Linked DNA regions of Homo sapiens: region 2 is linked to region 1. The links are chromatin loops, found by intact Hi-C in ENCODE. Cell type or tissue: CD4-positive, alpha-beta T cell. All regions are shown on one strand. Each heading gives the region's core, and the rest is flanking DNA. Links, peaks and the distances in the headings are about the cores only. Region 1 has its middle 93 kb from the start of CEP57L1. Region 2 holds the start of LOC107986631 (a long non-coding RNA gene).

Region 1 (4,395 bases), core at 180-4,179:
CTTTATAAAACCATCAGATCTGTGAGACTTATTATCATGAGAACAGCATGGGAAAGACCCACCGCCATGATTCCATTACCTCCCACCGAGTCCCTCTCATGACACATGGGAATTATGGGAGCTACAATTCAAGTTGAGATTTGGGTGGGGACACAGCCAAACCATATCACATTAGTTCAAGTAAGCAAATGGTGAGAGGCTGACAGAAAAAAAAAATCACTTAAATTAGTGAAGTGCTCTTTCCTGTTATGATATATATTTGAGTTTCCTTTTAGCTTATGAATAAACATGTGTACTTACATATAGTAGTGATAAAAATTCAAACTATTCCACAGTTCTATTTTAAAATGGCATGTTTTATATTTTTTGTATAATTAATCTTAATTGCAAAAATGTGTATACTTAATGAAAATAAAGCTGTCACCTAAGAAAAAGAAAGAAAGAAAGAGAAACTATGTAAGACAAAAGAGAAAAGACAATGGAGCAGTATTTTAAAGCAATAAAAAATCACCAAACCAGAATTCTATGCTGAACAAAAATATCTTTCCAAAATGAAGGGGAAATACTTCTTTCAAAATAACAAAGACTGAGAATTTGTCCCTTGCAGACCTGAACTACTAGAAATGCTAAAGAAAATTCTTCAGAGAGAAGGCAAATTATGTCCTATGGAAGTTTAGATAATACTAGAGTTTCTCAACCTCAGCAGCTATTGACATTGGGGACTACATAATTCTTCATTGTGAGAGGCTGCCTTGTGCATTGTAGAATGTTTAGCAGCATCCTTGGCCTCTACTCACTTAATGCTAGTAGCAACCAATCATACCCCTCACCCAAATTATGACAACAAGAAATATCCCCAGACATTTCCAAATGTCCCTTGGGGCACAAAATATCTTCTATCTCTACCCCTCTTCTCTGTCCCTTGAGAAACACTGATATACACAAAAGAATGAAAAATGCCAGAAATGATAGGGAAAGATAATCCTGAATGAAGACAATGATGACAATTTGACTTGCAAATAGTATCTCAATATCTTTTGTTTCTTTGTGATTAATGTAATAGTTAATTCCTAACTAGTTGCTAAAGAACTAATTTGTATGCATAGGTAAGATATAACTTGTAACACAGGAATAGAGAACAAGGAATTTTAAAATCAAAATAATATATACTTATTATAGAAAATTTAGCAAACATATAAAAGTAAAAAGGGGAACTTCATTATCCTGCCATCCAAACATAACATTCATTAGCATTTGGTCTAAGTCCTTCAAGTGATTTTTTTTCTATACATACTTGACCATTATGACACACATACATACACACATTAGTTTTTATTAACTAATATTTCATATATAATAATTCCTTATGCTAATGTTAAAAGAAAAACTTTAGACAAATTAAATTTAACAGAGTTTAATTAAGTAAAGAACAATTCATGAATTGGGCAGCCCTCCTAGCCCCCCAACCAGAGTAAGTTCAGAGAGACTCCAGCACTGCTGCACAGTGAAAGAGGATTTATGGACAGAAGAAGGAAAGTGAAGTAACAGAAAAGAGATGTGAGGTACAGAAACAGTCAGATTGGTTACAGCTCAGTGTTTGCCTTATTTGAACACACTTTGAACAGTTGGCTGCCTGCAAGTGGCTGAAGTATGGCTTCTGTGATTGGCTGAGACTCAGTTACTTGTTACAAGAGTAGGTTATGGTCTATTTACAGTCCAGTTAGGTTACACGTCACTATGTAGGGAGAAACCTTACCAAGGGTTCTGAACTTAAAATGAGGCAGCTTTAAGCTAAACTTAATTTAACAATAAAAAATGTTTAATGGCAGAACAATATTCTACCATGTACCGTACTGTTTTTCTTAACTCTTTCTCTTATTGGTGGATATTCAGGCAATCCTAATGTTTTACTTTTATTATAATGCTGCAATAATAATCTTTATGGAAAACTCTTTTTCCCATGTCTTGAGTTATTTTCTTAATAGAAATTTCCAGGGCTTGGCACAGTGGCATACACCTGTAATCCCAGCACTTTGGGAGGCCAAGACTGGAGTGCAGTCGCTTGATCTGAGCTCTCAGCAACCTCTGCCTCCCAGGTTCAAGCGATTCTTCTGCCTCAGCCTACTGAGTAGCTGGGACTACAGGCATGCGCCACCATGCCCAGCTAATTTTTCTATTTTTAGTAGAGACGGGGTTTCACCATATTGGCCAGGCTGGTCTTGAACTCCTAACCTCAAGTGATCTGCCTGCCTCGGCCTCCCAAAGGGCTGGGATCACAGGCATGAGCCACCATGCCTGGCCACAGCCAATAGCTTTTTAAGGGCTAGAACTGTCCTAGTCAATGTGGTATTGCCCTACATTATCGACACAGAAAGTACTTAGCAGAAATTCAGTCAATTGTTCCGTGCCTTTAAGCTGAATTTAAAACTGTGAAATAGATCTCTAACAAAGAACAGCGTTTACACTAGCCAAGTTCTGCAAACTATACATGTCGAGAAAAACAAAACCTACCCTAGCGAAAGGATATTCCTGAAAGCCAGTTTGCCCATACATTTCTACTAATTTCAAATGAATTTTTCAAATTGCAGTATCACTCTTACCTGCAACAGAAGCAAAGGTAAATTTTCAGGGGTGTACTCCCTTCTTAGGCAGCTCTCTAGCTCCCTCTGCACGGCATCTGCCTGAACAACAAGGGGCTTCGACTCGGCCACCTAAACCCAAATAACTAGTTTTAACATCCCAAATTAAAGAACTGTAAAATTTCAAATATCACAAAATCAGACATTTCCAAGGAAATAATGGTCTGCTCTGATTCAGTGGTAAGCTGAATAGTGGACTGTTCTCATAAATACTGTTAATAGCATCAGCTGTTTGTCTGCAAAAATACTGTTTCTGCTAAAAGTTACCAGTCAGCAAAATCAAACTTATTGTCATATTGAAATAGCCCACTGTCTTACTCACCTGTAAGGTTTTCTTCAGTGCTAGTTCCCTCTCTCTTCTAAAGTAATAAATATCCTTTGGCATTTGAATAGAGCTGCAGAAAGATTTATGCAATATAAGTGGTAATTACAGAAGCTGTAATCGACCAGATTATAGATAGACCATGATTAATCTGTAACTCTTCACAACTGCTCATTTCTGAATAAGTATATCATATTATACTGGATTATTGAGGGCACGCAAAGGCCACATCCTTTTGTTTTGGTTAGAATCTTTCTTGATTCTTCTTTGATTAGCATGTTTGCTAAACTTTTCCCTGGGCCAATTTTTCTCTCCCCTCCCCAAACAAACAGAGTATTTCGTTCTACCCTTGATTCACTTCACTATTTCCTACTGCAGAATAAAGGGAGGGACACAATGGTGAGGATTTTTATTTCCCCACCTGAATTCCCTCCAGCAACCTTATCTCTGACAAATATTGTGCCTCTCAGATCCCATTTTCACCCTAGTTGGCACATAAAACCAGTATCGTGTAATTTAAAATAAAATGCTTTTATTTTTGTGTTCTTGATGAATTATCTGCTGGGGGGTGGGAATGACTCTTAAATATCAAACATGAAATACTTCAGGAATCATTTTAACCAAACTTAATGCTTCAGGAAAATTATTGATTCGTAGGAAAAACATTTATAGCAGAAGTGCCTGTTTAAGCAGCCTTGTGGATTCCTGTTCACACCCACTGATGAGGGACCTGTTGTTTTTACCATGGACTCTGATACAAGGAGGCACAAGCTGTGGGGTCACCTGGTAAGGGGGTGGACCCTGGGTCAGGAACAGCAGAGTGCTCCACATTTGGGATAAGATATATCCCAAGGTTTGGCAGCTTTGAAAACATCAGGAAACAGCAACCCTGATGCAGACATCACTTTCTCAAGATAGTATTTTGCAGACATTGGTAAGGGGCCACAGCAGGTAGTCTGGAACACAGGTGAGAGACCACCTAGAGATTATGCAGGAGGTGTAAGCAGTGACATTTAGGTTATTATTGTTCATATGGCCTATGAGTTCCCAGATAAGTTTTAAGGGAAGATAAAAATACACTGTTAGTTTGTACACTTGCCAGCAATTTCCCCCACTGCAGGCAGTGGTTCTGTGAAAAGAACCCCAGGCTGACAGTCAAGAAATCCATCAGTCAAGTGAGCCTAAGCAACCCATTTAGACACATTGTGTCAAATTTCCACCCCTGAAGTTGGAGATAATGCCCCTCTTATCTCCTAATATCTTCGCTTTAATGGAAAAAGAAAAAGAGGTGAGCTCTGAAAGGGATTTGAGAATAAAACCGGTAATAAACCTGAGGTATAATTTCTGTCATTCTGAATCCTGGCTGCAGCCTTGTGGCGGTGGGGAATGAGTAACCAACCAGAAAAGGGATCAGCTATTACTAGGCAGCTAGAG
Region 2 (4,395 bases), core at 110-4,109, 850 kb before region 1:
CTTGTACTGAAGTGACACAGAAGTGGACAAACACAGACCAAGTCCCCAACCAATCACTAATAGGTTAGACATTGTCCTAGGTGTTTATGTCGAATGTTCCTAACAACTCAGAAAATTGGGTTTATTATTCCCATTTTACCTACATGTAATTAAGATCTAGGGTGGTGTCTGAAAGCCTATGCTTATTTTGTAGAACAAATGAATGAACAGAAGCATGAAGAAGGTAAGTGGCTGATCCATAACCACACAGCTCCCAAGTGGTTTAGCCTTGATTTGGCTCCAAACTTGCACCCTGCTTAGCCTTTTAAATTGGGTGGGGTTGAGAGGTTACTTCAACTCTAGTTCTGTTACCAAACCAAACTTGTGTCTGCTTGCCTAATGCACAGAAAAAGCCAAATACTGACACCAGGATTTGCAGTGAGAGAAAGTGAGACATTTATTGCACTGAGCAGAGCCAAGGAGAATGAGCAGCTAACGCTTAAGACCCAAACTCCCTGATGGCTTCCAAGCAGGGGTTTTTAAAGGTGGCAGGGTGTGGTGTGTTGGGGATCGTCTCCAAAGTGAGAGAATTTCTGGAACTTTTAAAATCTACTTCTTGGCTTCAGTCTGTCTGAGATCACTGTGAAGACAGCTGGCATTTTCCATCAGGTGGGAGTCCTGGTTTCTTAAAAACAACTCAAGGACATATGTCAAGATGTTATCTTTAGTTTCTGTAGGGAAACAAACATCTTGTGACTCTGACTTATTTGGGTGGCTATTGCAAAAGTTATTATGATCTTCTCACTTAGGGGGTTATTTATTCAATTCTCTAATTGCTGGCCGTAGGGCTAGTTGGGTGCCTGGAATTTCCCTTGAAGGGACTCAAAATTTTTCCATGCTGGGCAGGGGACAGTGGTTGGGGGAGCCCAGCAGGCCCCTAAGATGGTTCCCTGCCTGTCTCAATTCTGGAGACTGAGGAGAGCGAAAATCACCTGGTGACCACTGAGCAGGCCCCGGAGATAAAAACTAATTATCTGAACAATTCAGAAAGGAGCAAAGACCACCTGGTGACCACCAAACAGGCCATCTGGAGGCAAAACTCCTTATCTGGGGAATTTAGAAGTAATCAAACTTCTCTAGTATCTAAAGTTGTCACCTTTAAGCTGAGGTGCAGTGGCTCACGCCTGTAATCCCAGCATTTTGGGAGGCCGAGGCGAGCGGATCACTTGAGGTCAGGGGTTCGAGACCAGCCTGGCCAGCATGGTGAAACCCCGTATTTGCTAAAAATACAAAAATTAGCTGGGCATGGTGGCACGCGCCTGTGATCCCAGCTACTTGGGAGGCTGCGGCAGGAGAATCGCTTGAACCCGGGAGGCAGAGGTTGCAGTGAGCTGAGATCTCGCCACTGCACTCCAGCCTGGGCGACAGAGCGAAACTCCGTCTCAAAAAAATAAATAAAATAAGTAAAGTTGGCATCTTTAAACTTTCAGAGGTTCCAATCCTCTTTCAACTTTTATAAGCAGCTAAAATTTCTATACATCTCCGGAATGCCGTGCTGAAACTCATTTTACAACCCTCAACTCCCACCTTAAAAGGTTCATAAATGCTGGTAAGGAAAATCCACCAGGGTGCGCTCAGTCCTCTCGCTGAGGTGCCCCACTGCACCCTTTTGTAGCGTTCTTCCTTTCTAATAAACGTTCCTTTTTCAAAGCTGTACTGTTGTCGGTAAATTCTTTTTACCAACCCCCCAGTCGACCACTTCCCGGTGCCGGGGCTCTGACACCGCGCGCAGAGACAGAGGCAGGCGGCCCCCTCTCTGCTGCCCCTTCTCCCTGCTGGTCTCATGAATGCTCTCACCTGAGCTTCTCCTTTTCCTTTTCTACTTTCTCCTTTACCAAGGGCGCAGCTGCTCTTCGGAGAGGCAGTTGGGTCCACAGAATCAGCTGCCTCTTGGAGAGCGGTGTGAGGTTATGAGGGAGCTGAGGGGAAGTAAAGAGAGGGTCCAGTGTGCCTCACCTTGGTCCCACACACCGAAGGAAAGGGTTTCAGAGAGGACTGGTGGATGCTGACACACCGTCCATTTTGAGAAGACTCCTTGTATGGGTGGCAGTGTGCTTCCCCAAAACTCATGTTGAAGCCCTAACCCATAACACCTTAGAATGTGACTGTATTTAGAGACTGGATTTCTAAAGAGGCGATTAATTTTAAAGAGACCATTAGGGTGAGCCCTAATCCAATCTGCCTGCTGTTCTTATAAGAAGAGGAAATTGAACCTGCAAGGAGCTATTAGGGCCTCTTGCAGAGAGGGATGACCGCATGCAGAGGCCACAAGAGGGCGCCCTCTGCAAGCCAAGGAGAAACCTCAGAAGACACCAACCCTGAAGAGGAAATTGATGTTGGACTTCTGGCCTCCGGAAGAGTGAGAAAATACATTTTTGTTTAAGCCGCCCAGTCTTTGTGTGTGTGTGTGTGTTTTTGTCTTTGTGTGTGTGTGTGTGTGTGTCCCTAGCAAAGGAATGCAATTTTTTTCTCATGTCCTCAAAAAACTTAGTTCATGTGTAGAATTTAAAGTCTGAGGAATCGCCACTTACAAATACTTTGGGTATTTTGTTTTTTTTTTTTTTTTAGACAGGATCTCTGTCACCCAGCTGGAGTGCAGTGGCATAATCACAGCTCACTGCAGCCTCCTGGGCTCAAGTGATCCTCCCGCCTCAGCCTCCCAAATAGCTGGGACTACAGGCATGTGCCACCATGCCTGGCTAATTTTTAAAATGTTTTGTAGAGACAGGGTTTCACCATGTTGCTCAGGCTGGTCTCAAACTCCTGGGCTCAAGTGATCCACCCACCTCGGCCTCCCAAAGTGCTGGGATTACAGGTGTGAGCCATTGTGCATAGCCAACAGACACTCCTCTGAGGGAGGCAGTCAATCTGGGCAGTTTCTACAAGTTTTTTTTTTTTTCCAACAGAAATCAATCATTTCTCATCTTAGCTTCAAGTAATTACACGAGAGTTGTTCAAACTTTAGCATGCATCAGAATCACCAGAGAGCTTGATAAAACTGAGATTGCTGAGCTCCACTCCCCGAGTTTCTGATTCAGTAAGTCTGGTGTAAGGCCTAAGAATGTGCATTTCTACGGTGTTCTCAAGTGATACTGATGCTGCAGGTTTGGGGACATATTTTGAGAACCAATATATTCTATTTTAATTCCACCATTAATGGTTATTTTTTATTTTATTTTTTTGAGACAGGGCCTCGGTCTGCTGCCCAGGCTGGAGTGCAGTGGTGCAATCATTGTAACCTTGAACTCCTGGGCTCAAACGGACCTCATGCCTCAGCCTCCTGAGTAGCTGGGACTGTAGACCCAGGCCACCACCACACCTAATTTTTTTTTCTTTTTTAGACACAGAGTCTTGCTGTGTTGCACAAGCTGACCTCCAACTTCTAGGCTCAAGTGATCCTTCCACCTCGACCTCCCGCAGTGTTGGAATAACAGGTGTGAGCCTGCACCCCAGCCTAATTCCACCATTAATTTGTAACTGGTTTTTGCTATGTTTAAAACTTCTTGGAGGACACTTAGGAAGCCTTCTTCCCCTGTGTCCTGTAATGAGGAGTGGGCACTGTGGTCAGGGTGCTTGGCTAGGGGGTTTAGTCCTCCCATTTGGGGCTATTTCCTGGCCCTTCTGGCCCTGCCCACCCAGGAGGGCGGAAGAGAGCTGTGGTCATCTGAAAGGATACCACGGCAGGATGTGAGGGCCCAGGCGACAGGGTAAAGAGCTGCCAGCATGCGTGGCTATTCTGAGGCCTAGAATTTATGTAACTGGAACACAAAGTCTCAATCCCTAGGGCCAGAGAGGGATTTGGGTCAATGGGAAGTTGAAAACAGCAGGAAAATGAGCCCAAGTAGCTCCGTGCACGTGAAGCAAAATTCATTCTCTGCATGGGCAGTGTGAAATAGGAAATAATTAAATGTTGTCTGGAGCTCATGTAGTCTGCAGGCTTGGGACATTTACCCAGGAGCCAGCTGGGAACATTTCATAGAACTTCTGACTAATCGAAAAAGCAGTTTATTCCAAAATCAAAAATCAAAGCCATTTTCATCTGGTTGCATGTAAAACACCCACTCACATCGGAGTCATCTATTGAAACCCAGGGGTACACACGGGTGCTATAGCTGAGTCTTTTATTGGTAAAGAAGTCAATAGTACCCCCTCCTTCCCTCCTCCCCAGAGAAAGCCACTTCTGGTTTGTTTCCTTTCATACCCTTTTCCATGCATTTGGCATGACTGGTACCTTTGGAACATTTTTACCAAGCTGTGAATTTCTTGAGGGTATCATCCATTTCTTCATTTTAGTAGGCCCAGTGCCTAGCACATAGTAGGTGCTCAGTAAGTGTGACTCCAATGCACCGAGTAAAG

What was found. A loop is a pair of places that touch in the nucleus more often than their neighbours do. Peaks named below come from ENCODE experiments on the same cell type or tissue, not always from the same donor. Only the 100,000 strongest peaks of a DNase experiment are listed, where the experiment ranks them.
Region 2: it touches region 1 in a loop (25-fold over the local background); 12 of 110 quality-filtered maps call a loop at or near these places.

What each region holds. Positions count from the first base shown.
Region 1 is chr6:109,186,275-109,190,669 of GRCh38, reverse strand. It overlaps the pseudogene CCDC162P. Among named protein-coding and RNA genes, the nearest start is that of CEP57L1, 93 kb to the right of the region's middle. In CD4-positive, alpha-beta T cell, for the core only: a CTCF peak has its summit at 2,656; a DNase peak (open chromatin) is centred at 2,659.
Region 2 is chr6:110,037,525-110,041,919 of GRCh38, reverse strand. LOC107986631 (a long non-coding RNA gene) reads left to right here and starts at 1,676. Exons shown (of 3, transcript XR_007059702.1): 1 at 1,676-2,398; 2 at 3,381-3,473. RefSeq lists an enhancer at 2,018-2,257. In CD4-positive, alpha-beta T cell, for the core only: CTCF peaks have their summits at 1,876, 2,100 and 2,299 (motif pointing right); DNase peaks (open chromatin) are centred at 1,629 and 2,309; H3K4me3 peaks cover 862 bases; H3K27ac peaks cover 661 bases.